3 separate regions of the Homo sapiens genome follow, and all the other regions are linked to region 2. Evidence: chromatin contacts called from ENCODE Hi-C or POLR2A ChIA-PET data. All regions are on one chromosome and are shown on one strand. The core of a region is the stretch at or near the end of the contact, and the rest is flanking DNA. Distances in the headings are between cores, read along the strand shown. Region 1 holds the start of NLRP1 (NLR family pyrin domain containing 1). Region 2 holds the start of ZNF232 (zinc finger protein 232). Region 3 holds the start of MINK1 (misshapen like kinase 1).

Region 1 (3,934 bases), core at 1,162-3,661, 470 kb after region 2:
AACATTTATTTTCTTTTAGGTGCATATATTTTAAACTCTCACAACAGTCCTGAGAGATGGGTCTTAATAATATTATTTTGAAAACCATGTTGAAGTAGAGGGGCAATTTTATTCTCTTAGTAGTGAAGAGAGAAGTCATGTGAGGGAGCTGGCTTGGGCCGAGGACTAAGCCTAGCCTCTTCTTGGGGTCTGTCTGGAAAACAGAGTCCTCCTTGGAACTTCTGGACCACCCTGACCCTAAGGATCTTCAGAGCCCATCAATATTATGAGCTGAGTTCTCGGGCAAGGACCATGTCACGAGTTGGGCACCCAGTTGGGGAAGACTCATTGCCTGACCCACATGGGTCTCAGCTTCCCCATCTGCCACATGGGGAGGGATGCAATCTCAGCACCGGAAGGTCCCTGAAAGATCAATTTCAGGCCTACCTCTCACAGCCCATCCTGGCTCCCCTATCCTTCCTCTGCTGTCCCCCATGTCAGGTCCCCATGCACAGACATGATCCTCTGGGTGGGGCCCACCAGCTGATTCACAGCTCCACCCAGGGCTGTCAGCCTGCCTCAGCAAGCCTCACCTCTCCAGCGGCGTCCAGATGTGTCAGGCAGCTGTCTCAAAACCCTTCTCTCTGAGCCCTGGGTGCACCCCGCCGGCAATTCATGGATCCAGGGCATTAGCACTGCGGTGGAGGTGGGTTGGCTGGGAGACCCCAGGTGGGGTTCACTTGGGCTGTAGGGGAATGAGGGAGAGTGGCCTACAGGAAAGAGACAAAGAGGTTGGAGACACATCAGAGGGGCAGGGGCAAGGTGCCAGGGAACTGAGCTGGTCTCCTCTCTCAACCAAGAGAGGTCAGGATACACCAGTGAACCCGCTGCAGCCCTCTACAACTTCCTCTAGAGGCTTGTCTGAAGAATGATGTTCTTATAGATACTGCTAGGCAAAAAATCCTCATCTAGGATCAGGAAATTTGCATATCTGTCTTGGTCCTGACTATCTCCCTGTGTAAATCACTACTCCTACTGAGCCTCAGCTGTGCTTTATTGGGCCAACGGCATCTGCAACCCAGGGTGGCTAATAGTAATAATAACAGCAGCAGCAGCAGCAGCAACAACAGCAATGGGAGATCTTATTTATTGAGCACTTACTGTATATCAGACTCTGTGCTAAATGTTTAACCTGGATGATCTCTTTTAACCCTCACACAGCCCAGGGAGGCGGGCTCTCACTCTCCCATTTTGCAGACAGAGAAATAGGCAGAGAGCAGTGAAGTGATTGGCCCAGGGTGATAGTGCCAGGACTGGTGATAGTGCCTGACTCCCAAGTCCGTGCTCATAACTACAATGCCAGGCGAGTACCGGGAATGCACTTGAATAGAAGAGGGTGTGGGGCTCTGAGGTGCAGCAAGGGCCCCCCCAGCAAGCCTCCTGGCTCCAGCATAGTCTGGGGCCTGGATCCCCCTTTGAGAGGGCAGTTCCATGTCACTGCTCAGAGGAAGGCCTGGCAGGGAGGGCTCAGTGGTGGGGTCCCAAGAGGGCAGGGCAGGCATGAGGGCCAGGGGATGTCCCGCGGGCAGTGGGGTCCTCTGTCCACTCACCTGCCCCTTCCTGGGCTTGGGCGCACAGTGACCTCAGCCCCATCTGCTCCCAGGTATGGAGGGCTAGGTCCCAGGCCCGCTGCTCCCCATACTGAGCCACCAGGTACGAGGCCACCTCCATGCCACTCGTCTTCTCTGGCTGAGCGGGTGTCTCACCCGAAGAGCTCCTGGAGTGCGCTTTATTGGCGAGCAGAAGCTGGAACTCCTTCAGCTCCTCCTTCTTCAGGAACTCCAAGTAACAGGCCAGGCGGCCCCAGGCTCCGCCAGCCATCTCTGTCCCGGAGTTAAGAGGGTGTCTGGGGGATGTTCCCAGGTGGTGAGGGTATCAGGCAGGCAGAGAACAGTGCTGTCCTTTGCCTTGGCTCTTACCGTCTCTTATTCAGCATTCGGAACCCAGTTTTATAAATCCCAGGGCACCTACAGATAGACGCCGATAGAGGGGGAGTGGTAGGAAAAGCCAGGGGAGGGAGGAGCCCAGAGGGGCCTGCAAGACACTGGAAGAAGTCAGCTGATAGGGAGGTCCTGGGATGGGGTCCAGGGCCAGGCAGGGAGGGTGAGGGTGAGGGGAGATGTGGTGACGGGAGATGGGGTGTGGGCAACGCTCACTGTTCTGTGTTCCTCAGATTCTTCCCTCTCCTGGGTCCTGGACTCCTGAGATCAACCCTTGAGCTGCAAGGCTGAGAAGAGGTGGGGTGGGAGGAGCCGCAGAGCAGGGAATGGGCTTTCAGAACCCAGAGTGGAGCCCCGGGCTGCTGGCTCCCAGGTTTCTTCAGACCTCTCCAGGCCCTGGGGCACCAGCCAGCAAGAACAGCGCCTAGTCAACAAGAGCAGGAAGGAAACGTCACCCAGAGGAAACCCACAAGGGGCGTGGCCAGGGGGTAGGATCAAACCAGGCCTGGGTAGGCCAGACTCAGAGTCACAGATTCAGATGGGCCACATGGCATCTATAGGCGGACCAGGAGCACAGGCCCAGACCAGCTGACGCTGCAGCAGGTACAGGCCCATACTAAACACGGTGTGTGCACCTCCACATGGGCACTCCGCCAGCCCATCATCTAGAGCCTGTCTGCAGAGCCAGGATGCAGACTCTCCGAGCAGTTGTGTCTGCAGCCCAGGCCCAGCCTCTCAGGATGGGTGGGGCCCCCTGTGTCTGCCCGGGCAGCTCCTTATTGGGAAACATTAGAACTGGGCCAGGGAGCATTTTTCCCAGCCTCTCATGGTTTTGGGAGCTTCTTGAGTTGCACTGCATGTCCTGCCATGCTACCAGGGGCACTAAAGCATGTGTCCCAGGCCCAGGGGGCTGTTTGCCTTCTGGGCAGCCCAGCACTTAGCTGGTGAACATTTCCACCTGAAAGCAGAACAGCCCCTTCCTCATTCCTGCAAGCAGGCCTCGGGGAGCCAGGGGCAGACTTCCTCTTTCGTGGAATCTGCAAGATGCCAATGACTTCAGGTTGAGGAATGACATTGCCTACTCATTTGCTGATGTAACACACCACCAGGAATTTCTGGAGATGCTTTGGTTTCACTTGGACTGGCAGAGCCCAGGCTTCAACCCACGGCTTGCTTGGACAAGGACTCCTTATGTGCCTGATTTATTTCTTTGAGCCTCAGTTTGCCCATCTATTAAATGGGACATCATAGGTTTACCAAGAGGCTTCAATTCAGCAAAAGGTCTTAGAGTCTCTCTCTCTTTCCCAGGCTGGAGTGCAGTGGCAAGATCTCGGCTCACTGCAAGCTCCCTCCACCTCCTGGGTTCCAGCGATTCTCCTGCATCAGCCCAGCTTCCTGGGCAGTTGGGATTACAGTCACTCACCACCACGCCTGGCTAATTGTTTTGTATTTTTAGTAGAGATGGGGTTTCACCATGTTAGCCAGTCTGATCCGAGGTGATCCGCCCACTTCGGCCTCCCGAAATGTTGGGATTACAGGTGTGAGCCTCCGTGCCTGGCCTAAATAAATTTTATAAATGTTAGTTTTAAAAAATGGCTAATAAGCACATTGTAGGACATTCTAATATCAGATTGACCAGAAGTGGAAAAGTGCTGTGCTAAAAGTGGGATGATCGGGAGGCTCTGAGCACTCCGTGAAGGACCGTGAGACTCCATGTAGCGGGAGGAATGGCCTGGAGGAGGGCTGTGTGGGCTTTTTTTCCTCCTCACACCAGCCAGTTCTGGCACCAACTCTCTAGACACCAACTGGTGTCCTACAGTGCAATTCTGACACTGACTGCCTGGAGTTGGCATCAAACCTCACAGGTTTAGGGTTTCAGTGAAGAGCTGGCCTCATATCAGATGCCAGTTGCAAATGGGGTGCCCAGACCACTGGCATCTCTGTCTGACTTGGTG
Region 2 (3,939 bases), core at 498-2,997:
ACCCACCCACCTCGGCCTCCCAAAGTGGTAGGATTACAGGCATGAGCCACCGCGCCCGTCCTCCTCTTCTTTTTTCATTCATTAAACATATACATATACTCAACACTCCAAAGAGCCAAACCCTGTCCTATGCCCTGTAGTCCCGCTTTTTCTTCCACCCCTCCCCAGAATTCTGCTGCACTAAGTCAATGTTTTTGAGAAACTTGCACCGTGGTAGAAACGGGGATGTAAAGTGGTTTTCTATAATACAACTAATTAAATGCCATTGACAGGAAAAATGTATCAAGAAAAAAAAAGTTCTGGGGGCCTATGGGAAGAAATGACTATTGGAAGAAATAAGTTTGAAGCAAAACCCAAGTTTCCAGATGCAGAGCCCAGAGCCGAGCAGCTTTCAGTGCAAGGTGGAATGTGTTGGGGAGGCAGCCTCCTCTGAGATGGCTCCTCCCTGCTTTCAAAAATTTCTGAAGTAGTAGCTACAGCAAAAGAAAAATATAAGTCCCCTTTAAGGAGCTGGATCTCATTCAAATGCCAAAGCCCTATTAAGGGGCAGCTATGAACAAGTCTCGGGTACAGTGGCCTGCGTCAAGGAAATCTAACAGGTGTAAACCAAAAAAGCATCTGAGATAGGTCTCAACCAATTTAGGGGTTATTTTGCTAAGGTTGAGGATGCACCCAGGAAAAAGACACACAAGCCACAGTAGGATCCGTGGCTCGCACTTTTACCAAAGAGGGTTTTGAGGGCTTCAATTTAATGGGGAGAAAGCTGGCAGGAGGGGAAGGAGGAGAGAAGAGGGAGGGTATGTGGTGAGGTAAGTGGCCACATTCTTGTGAGGATTTGATTAGAGCTCACTGAATCCACATGTTGCACGTGAAAAGAGGAAGTCAATTATGAATTTGTCTCGTGCTCAGTAAATCTGCATTTTACACAAGATAAGGTAGACATACAGTAGAGGAAGAAGTCAAATATGCTTTGTCTCTGGGTGGGTGGAGGAACGATTTCTAGTCTTGTCCGGTGAAGCTCGGCTGTTCGTTTCCATTGCCAGGGTGAGGGAGGCCACCTGGGGGCATATGTTGCTTTCTATCTTGCAGCTATCGGTTTAGGAACAAAAGGAAAAGCAGTTTTTTTCCGTGACTCAGTTTCCAAGCTTAACTTTTCCCTTTGTCATAGTAAGTTTGGGGTCCTGAGATTTTATTTTCCTTTCACACAGGGAAGGAGGTGGAACGCATCAGAGGCCACGAAAGGAGCACAAAGGGGGACCGCTGGCCTAAGACAAAGGAGGCGCGAGGAAAAACGCGGAGCTCGCGTCTCCCAGGGTGATGCCCGGCGCCGCTGGCCCCAGCAAAACTTCTCTACCCCGGCCTCGGGCAGGTGCCCGCCCGGGGAGGGGGCTGTCGTCCAGGCCAGGTACAACTCCCCTTCCCACCCTTCACTCCCTACCCAAGGGTCTCGAGAAAAGAGAAGAGGAACATCAAGACCCCCCTCCACGGCACGTGACGCGACGCAACGCAGGTAGCGCAGCGCGGGCACCACGGGCAACCCAAACCCCTCTCCACACACAACCGCGGAGCTGCCTGCCAGGCCTGCTCACTGCAGAGCCGCCGCTGCCTGCGGGACGGGCAAAAGCCAAGCCGCCAGGTGGACCTCGGGGAAGCCGCCGCCAACACTCACCTCACAGGACCAGGAGGTTCCATCGGGGCGCTGCCGCGAATCGCGCCACTTACAGCCCTCACCCCAGGGGCAGGTTTGCGCCTGCGCAGGTCGCAGCCTCGGCCTCCAACTCCCAGAATCCTCCTCGCCGCCGGCTTCCGTTCGCGGACTTTGGCCCAGGCGCGTGGGCGCTGCCGAGAGGCTGGGAGCCCGGGAACCGGTTCCTGGACTTGAGCGGAGCGAGAAAGAGCGCGCCGCCTGCACGACTGGACTGGAGCGGCCGGGTGCCCTGGAGGCCCCTGGGAATTGCAGTCCTTGCGCAGGTGGAGAGTGAGCCCTTGTAAGCGGGTGACTTCATCAAGTTTGGGGGGTCTCTTGTGGAATTGTACCTGAAGGGCGGTGCTGGCGGACAGATGTCAGGGAAATTCTGGCCTTGTCCATGGCCTGTGGTAACACTTCTCCATGAGTTCTATTTTCCAATTACCTCTTCCCAGACCTGATGAGAGGGCCACAGCTAAGGAAGACGGTCCCTTCCACGAAAAAATATTCCCCAACCACTAGCCTGTACAATTCCTGGGGCGTAGGGGGAGGGGAGGAGAAAAAAGAATTCTAAGGTTAATTTTATTGCGATGGGGGAAATAGGGGTTGGTGTTTTTTTGTTGTTGTTATTTTTTATTTTATTTATTTATTTGAGACGGAGTCTTGCTCTGTCGCCCAGGCTGGAGTGCAGTGGCGCGATCTTGGCTCACTGCAAGCTCCGCCTCCCGGGTTCACGCCATTCTCCTGCCTCAGCCTCCTGAGTAGCTGGGACTAGAGGCGCCCGCCACCACGCCCGGCTAATTTTTTTTTTTTGGTAGGAGACACGGCGTTTCACCATATTAGCCAGGATGGTCTCGATCTCCTGACCTCGTGATCCGCCCGTCTCGGCCTCCCAAAGTGCTGGGTTTACAGGCGCCCGGCCGATTATTTTTTATTTTTTTTTTGAGACATGGTGGCCAACATGGTGAAACCCTGTCTCTATTAAAAATACAAAAAGGTTAGCTGGGCGTGGTGGCGGGCGCCTGTAGTCCCCACTACTCAGGAGGCAGGAGAATCGTTTGAACCCGGGAGGCAGAGGTTGCAATAAGCTGAGATTGTGCCACTGCACTCTAGCCTGGGCGACAGAGTGAGACTCCGTCTCAAAAAAAAAATTAATTAAAAATAAATTTATCTCACTATCAATTTTGCAGGATATTGATTGATCCAGTCTCTCAATACTTTTATAAAATAGCTTAATCCTAGTCTCTCCAAGAAAAATTGTTGTTCAACTGTGTAGTACCATAGTAACAGTTCTCAGATTCTCAGATTATTAAATTTGTTTCTCCAAGATATAGTATCCTTGAAAATGCGCATTGACACCCCCATGGCTGGGGGATATATTATCTTTTTTCCTTCAAAGTGCCATTGATAATTACTGCACGTAGGAGCTATGGATAAAAATAGTTATCATTTGTTGAATGTCTACTACGTGTCTAGAACTATGCCAGGAACTTAATGAAATTGTCTTATTTAGTCTTCACAGTTGCTCCACAAGGGATTGTATTAATGTCATTATCTTGATTTTACAGATGAGAAAACTCAAGACTCAGAAACAATAAAGGTTACAGAGATGAAATTGACAGAGCCTGAATTTCAGTATGTCAAACTTCAATGTGCCATTATACTTTTAAATCCTACAGAACAGATTGAATCACAACTTCTACTTTTACATGAGAGAAGACAATGGGTCCTATGACTTACTGTCAGTTTCCTTTTCCTGATTTAATTAGCTGCTTCTGTATCTAATTTTGCTAGGAATGGAGGAATAAGGCAAATTCCCTAAACTACATATTGACATTTATACTAATGTGAAAACCTCAAGTCCATTTGCAGACTTTTGGATTAGATTCTGTCCCAGAAAGACATCCACCCTAGAGTTCAGGATATCATACCCATTTTACTGTTCCCCTGGCACAATTCATAGTAAGGAAAAACAGACAAGGGGAAAGCTATTAGATTCTCGGTGCTGCTAAACAGGACACACAAGGACACCATTTTGTGATGATGATGGTGCTTTATGCAGCTTCCACCATTTACAAGATTTTCCTGTGGTGTGGAACCTCTCATGATAAAGCAAAGGAACTAGAAGCTTATTCCAGTCAAGATTTCTGATTTATCTTGTGGTAAGCATTTGGGAAGGACATATCTGCACATGACCTGAGACTAAGTACTATACACTGAATCAGATGAAAATTGCTCTTAGGAAGCTTACA
Region 3 (3,749 bases), core at 793-3,292, 280 kb before region 2:
AGCCTGGGCAACGAGAACAAAACTCTGTCTCCACCAAGGTGACATTTTCCACCCTGTGTCCTGTTCCCCAATAAAAACAAATTCACAAATTCACAAAAAAACTAAACTAAACTAAAACTGTCTAAAAAAAAAAAAAAAAAAAAAAAAACAAACAAAAAACCCCACCATGTTGGCCAGGCTGGCCTCCAACTCCTGTCCTCAAGGGATCCTGTAATCTCCGCATTTTGGGAGGCCGAGGCAGGCAGATCACTTGAGGCCAGGGGTTTGAGACCAGATTGGGCGACATGGCAAAGCCCCATCTCTACAAAACATATAAAAATCAGCCAGGTGTAGTGGCATGCGCTGCCTGTAGTCCTGGCTACTTGGGAGGCTGAGGTTGGAGGATAGCTTGAGCCCAGAAGCTTGAGGTTGCAGTGAGCAGAGATCATACCATTGTACTCCAGCCTGGGTGACAGAGCGAGACTTTGTCTTTAAAAAAAAAAAAATAGAGGCTGGGCACAGTGGCTGACGCCTGTAATCCCAGCACTTTGGGAGGCCGAGGCGGGCGGATCACGAGGTCATGAGATCGAGACCATCCTGGCTAACATGGTGAAACCCCGTCTCCACTAAAAATACAAAAAATTAGCCGGGCGAGGTGGCGGGCGCCTGTAGTCCCAGCTACTCAGGAGGCTGAGGCAGGAGAATGGCATGAACCCGGAAAGCGGAGCTTGCAGTGAGCTAAGATCGCACCACTGCACTCCAGCCTGGGCGACAGAGTGAGACTCTGTCTCAAAAAAAAAAAAAAAAAAAAAAAAATAGAATTGACTTGAAGGAGTCAGGCCGGAAGGCCAAATAGGAGATGAATGGGGATAGCGGCTTGAATAAGGGCAGTGGCAAGGAAAATGGGCTAGGGGTTAGGGAAGGGGGCCGACTGGCTGTGCACCCAAATGCTAAAAACGGTCCAGAAAGGAATGTGTTCAGCTATTTTTCAAGGACTTCTAAATTAAACTCTCTTAAATGATGTTTATATTAAGGCTGGTGGTGGAGTCTTTCAGAGGCAGTGTTGGTGCTAGAAGAGCTCTTGAGGATCATACAGCCTCCCCCCTCAATTTCACAGTGAAAGAAAACCTCAGAGAAGCAAAGCAACTTGCTCAAGGTCACACAGCATTTCAGTGGTAGAACATGACTCGTGGTTCTTAGATAGCATTACCCAGCCTCCACTGAGGCTAATGGCTGTAGGCGCTATGCCAACATGACTAGATCTAAGGTGACCCAAGCTATATTTTAAGGGACTGAACGCAGATTCCCTCTCTTCCCCTTCGCCACCCCTTCCTCCACGCGCGACTCCAGTGATCAATGAATAATTGTGGAAACAGTTCCTTTGTGCAGAACACTTTGTTAAAAGAGGTGCAGAGATACACGTCTGCGGTAGGATTCCTTATCCTGAGATCTGAGAGCACCTCGATGCTTCCCCAACCTGCTAGGTGAGGGTGGAAAGGGCATTCCTGAGGCAGCCGGTGCCCCTCCTCTGCCCCCCAACTCCCACGTGGTTTCTCCAGCCAAGTTCTCACGGAGTGGCCCCTCCCTCAGCGGCTCCACTGTTGCCATAGCAATTGGGTGGGTGGACAGCCCGTCCTATCTAGAGGCCACCCAGCCCTCGCGTGGGGAGTTACCATAACAACCCCCTAGTAATAGAGGGGGTTGGGTACCGCCCCCTTCCCCCGCAAATGGAAAGGTGGGTGGCTTGATTGGCAGCTGGGCACACGAAAGAAGGAGGGAAAGGGAAGGAAAGGCGTCAAAGGAGATCTGAGAAGGAAATAAGGGAGAGAAAGGGCAAAAAAAATAGGGAAAGAAAAGGAAACGCGTGTGCGCACGCGCACCAGCTGGTGGGCGCGCTCCGCGGCCGCCTCGGCCGCCGCCCACTTCTTTCACGCCAGGCTCGCGCGGTCGCTCCGTCCTCGCGCGCGCCTTTCGCCTGCTCGCCTGCGCCTGCGCGCAGGTGTCGGCGCCTAGGGGGAGGGGGCCCCGGCGCGCTCGCGTCACGCTCGCGCTTCCACCCTCCCAGTGCGCGGTCGCTCCGCGCCTGCGCAGGAGAGGTGGTAGGCTCGGGTGGCTGGCTCCGGGGAGATAGCGCCTGTCAGTCGGTGGGTCGGTCCTCGCGCCGGCCCTCCCCCTCCCCGGTCTCCGGGGGAGGCGCGGTGGAGTCCGCCCCCGGGGTTCTCCGATGGGGGAGAAGCGGCGACGGCGGCAGTGGAGTAACCGAGCCGGAGCGTGAGCGGCCCCGGTGCCCCGTTCCCCACGGAGGCCATGGGCGACCCAGCCCCCGCCCGCAGCCTGGACGACATCGACCTGTCCGCCCTGCGGGTGAGCGCGCCGTCCCCCAGCCTCGCCCTGGTTCCTGTCCCCGCCGCAGGGGAGGGAGCGGGGTGGCTGCACGCCTCACGTGCTCCCGGGCGCCCCCTCCACCAGCTTGGGTCCCCTTGGCGACCCGTGCCCCTTTCCCGGACTCCCGCCGCGGCTGGGCCCCCGCCCTCTGCTCCCTTCTCTCTCCACTGGCTGCAGATGCTGGGAGCCAGTTCGGTCCCCACCCTGTGGTGCCCCGCCCCCACACTTCCGTGCCACCCTACCTTTACTCTGGGGTTCGGGACCCACTGGTTCGCCTAAACTTAGCCTCCCCCATCACCTGGAGAACCTTTATTGTGGTTCCTTACCTCCTTTCGGCCCTTTTCCACCTTTGCCCTTACTTCTATCTTCTTCCTTCCCCTCCTCTTCCTCAGCTCCTGGAATTTTGACTTTGCAACTGTCTCGACAGCCTCTCTCTCATCCCTCTTTCTCTGCCTCGCCCACCCTTGAATTGCATCCTTTCCCTGGTCGGAATTTCAGCTACCCCACCCCTCGTGCCGTCACCCTCAATCCCATGTTCAGTTTTCCCTATCCCTTCTCTCCTGTTTCAAGTGCAGCAGTTCAGAACCAGGCATTTCCGGTCTCAGGGTCCCTGAATATTACATGACCAACTCTGCAGCAGCGTGGGGCTGGGAGCCCTCGGGGAGGAGGGGAGGCATTTCTTCTCTTTGGAAACTGTAGCACGGGCTGGGAAGAGGATGTTTACACACACACACACGCGCACACACGACACATGCTACATGTGGTCAGGCTGAAGGTTTGGAAAGGCAGTGGGTGTTTATGTTAGCTAAAGGCTGGAAGCAATGGAGACCTCTCAAGGTAGGGGCTAATAAGGAAAGGGGTTGAGAGGAAGCAAATGCTGCAGGAATTTCTTGGAAATACCCGTTCATTGTCCCTTGTGGGGCACTTACACACTCTGGTGGAAGAGCTTTCTGTAGCATTTATGTTTTTCTTCGGCAGGGAGCTTTGGCTTAAGGGGCAACTTAGTGATTTCAAGGTGAACACTCCAGACTATCAGCCAGGTGGTGTTTTGATCCTGTGCCCTTCCAGCGCTCTCACCAGGCCAAGGTGTGGGGAGAGCAGGACTTCCCATCTCTAGGTTCGCTTCTCTGGAGGCCCCTGCTCAGACTGTCTTCTGGCTTTTGAGTCAGCCAGGGAACATGGCCAGTAGTGGGAAAAGGCGGTCAGCCACACAGGTGCCCCGGATATGGCTGGAGGGGAGAGGGGAATTGAAGAGAGCAGAGTCATGTTGTTAATTGGGTTTCTCTAGGTGACACAGTTTTTTTTCTTCCCATTTTCAGGTCATAATTTGTTTGGTGCAATGTTGGGCTATGAGACCTGACTTGCTGGAGATAACGTGATAAATT

Evidence for each region. Hi-C counts contacts between places; a loop is a spot of excess contacts on that map. ChIA-PET counts read pairs that join two places held with the same protein, here RNA polymerase II (POLR2A). Pooled maps may share reads with other maps.
Region 1: a pooled map shows a loop between it and region 2 (5-fold over the local background). The contact joins the promoter of NLRP1 here to the promoter of ZNF232 in region 2. A Hi-C loop is called at or near these places in 1 of 37 single-sample maps with no recorded cell type and 4 of 50 pooled maps. POLR2A ChIA-PET finds 5 or more read pairs at or near these places in 1 of 52 experiments (RWPE1).
Region 3: a loop to region 2 is called in a pooled map, with 8 times the contacts of the local background. The contact joins the promoter of MINK1 here to the promoter of ZNF232 in region 2. A Hi-C loop is called at or near these places in 1 of 37 single-sample maps with no recorded cell type and 6 of 50 pooled maps. POLR2A ChIA-PET finds 5 or more read pairs at or near these places in 1 of 52 experiments (GM12878).

What each region holds. Positions count from the first base shown.
Region 1 is chr17:5,582,098-5,586,031 of GRCh38, forward strand. It overlaps NLRP1 (NLR family pyrin domain containing 1), which reads right to left and starts at 2,412. Exons shown (of 17, transcript NM_033004.4): 1 at 1,590-2,412; 2 at 573-749. The coding sequence starts at 1,860. RefSeq lists enhancers at 1,750-2,949, 2,221-2,480, 2,501-2,800.
Region 2 is chr17:5,110,131-5,114,069 of GRCh38, forward strand. ZNF232 (zinc finger protein 232) reads right to left here and starts at 1,748. Exons shown (of 4, transcript NM_014519.6): 1 at 1,670-1,748. The coding sequence starts at 1,692. ZNF232-AS1 (ZNF232 antisense RNA 1) reads left to right here and starts at 1,805. Exons shown (of 3, transcript NR_135658.1): 1 at 1,805-1,971; 2 at 3,256-3,322. RefSeq lists an enhancer at 2,059-2,108.
Region 3 is chr17:4,831,298-4,835,046 of GRCh38, forward strand. It overlaps MINK1 (misshapen like kinase 1), which reads left to right and starts at 2,043. Exons shown (of 32, transcript NM_153827.5): 1 at 2,043-2,343. The coding sequence starts at 2,287. RefSeq lists an enhancer at 1,100-1,886 and silencers at 1,864-2,333, 2,344-2,593.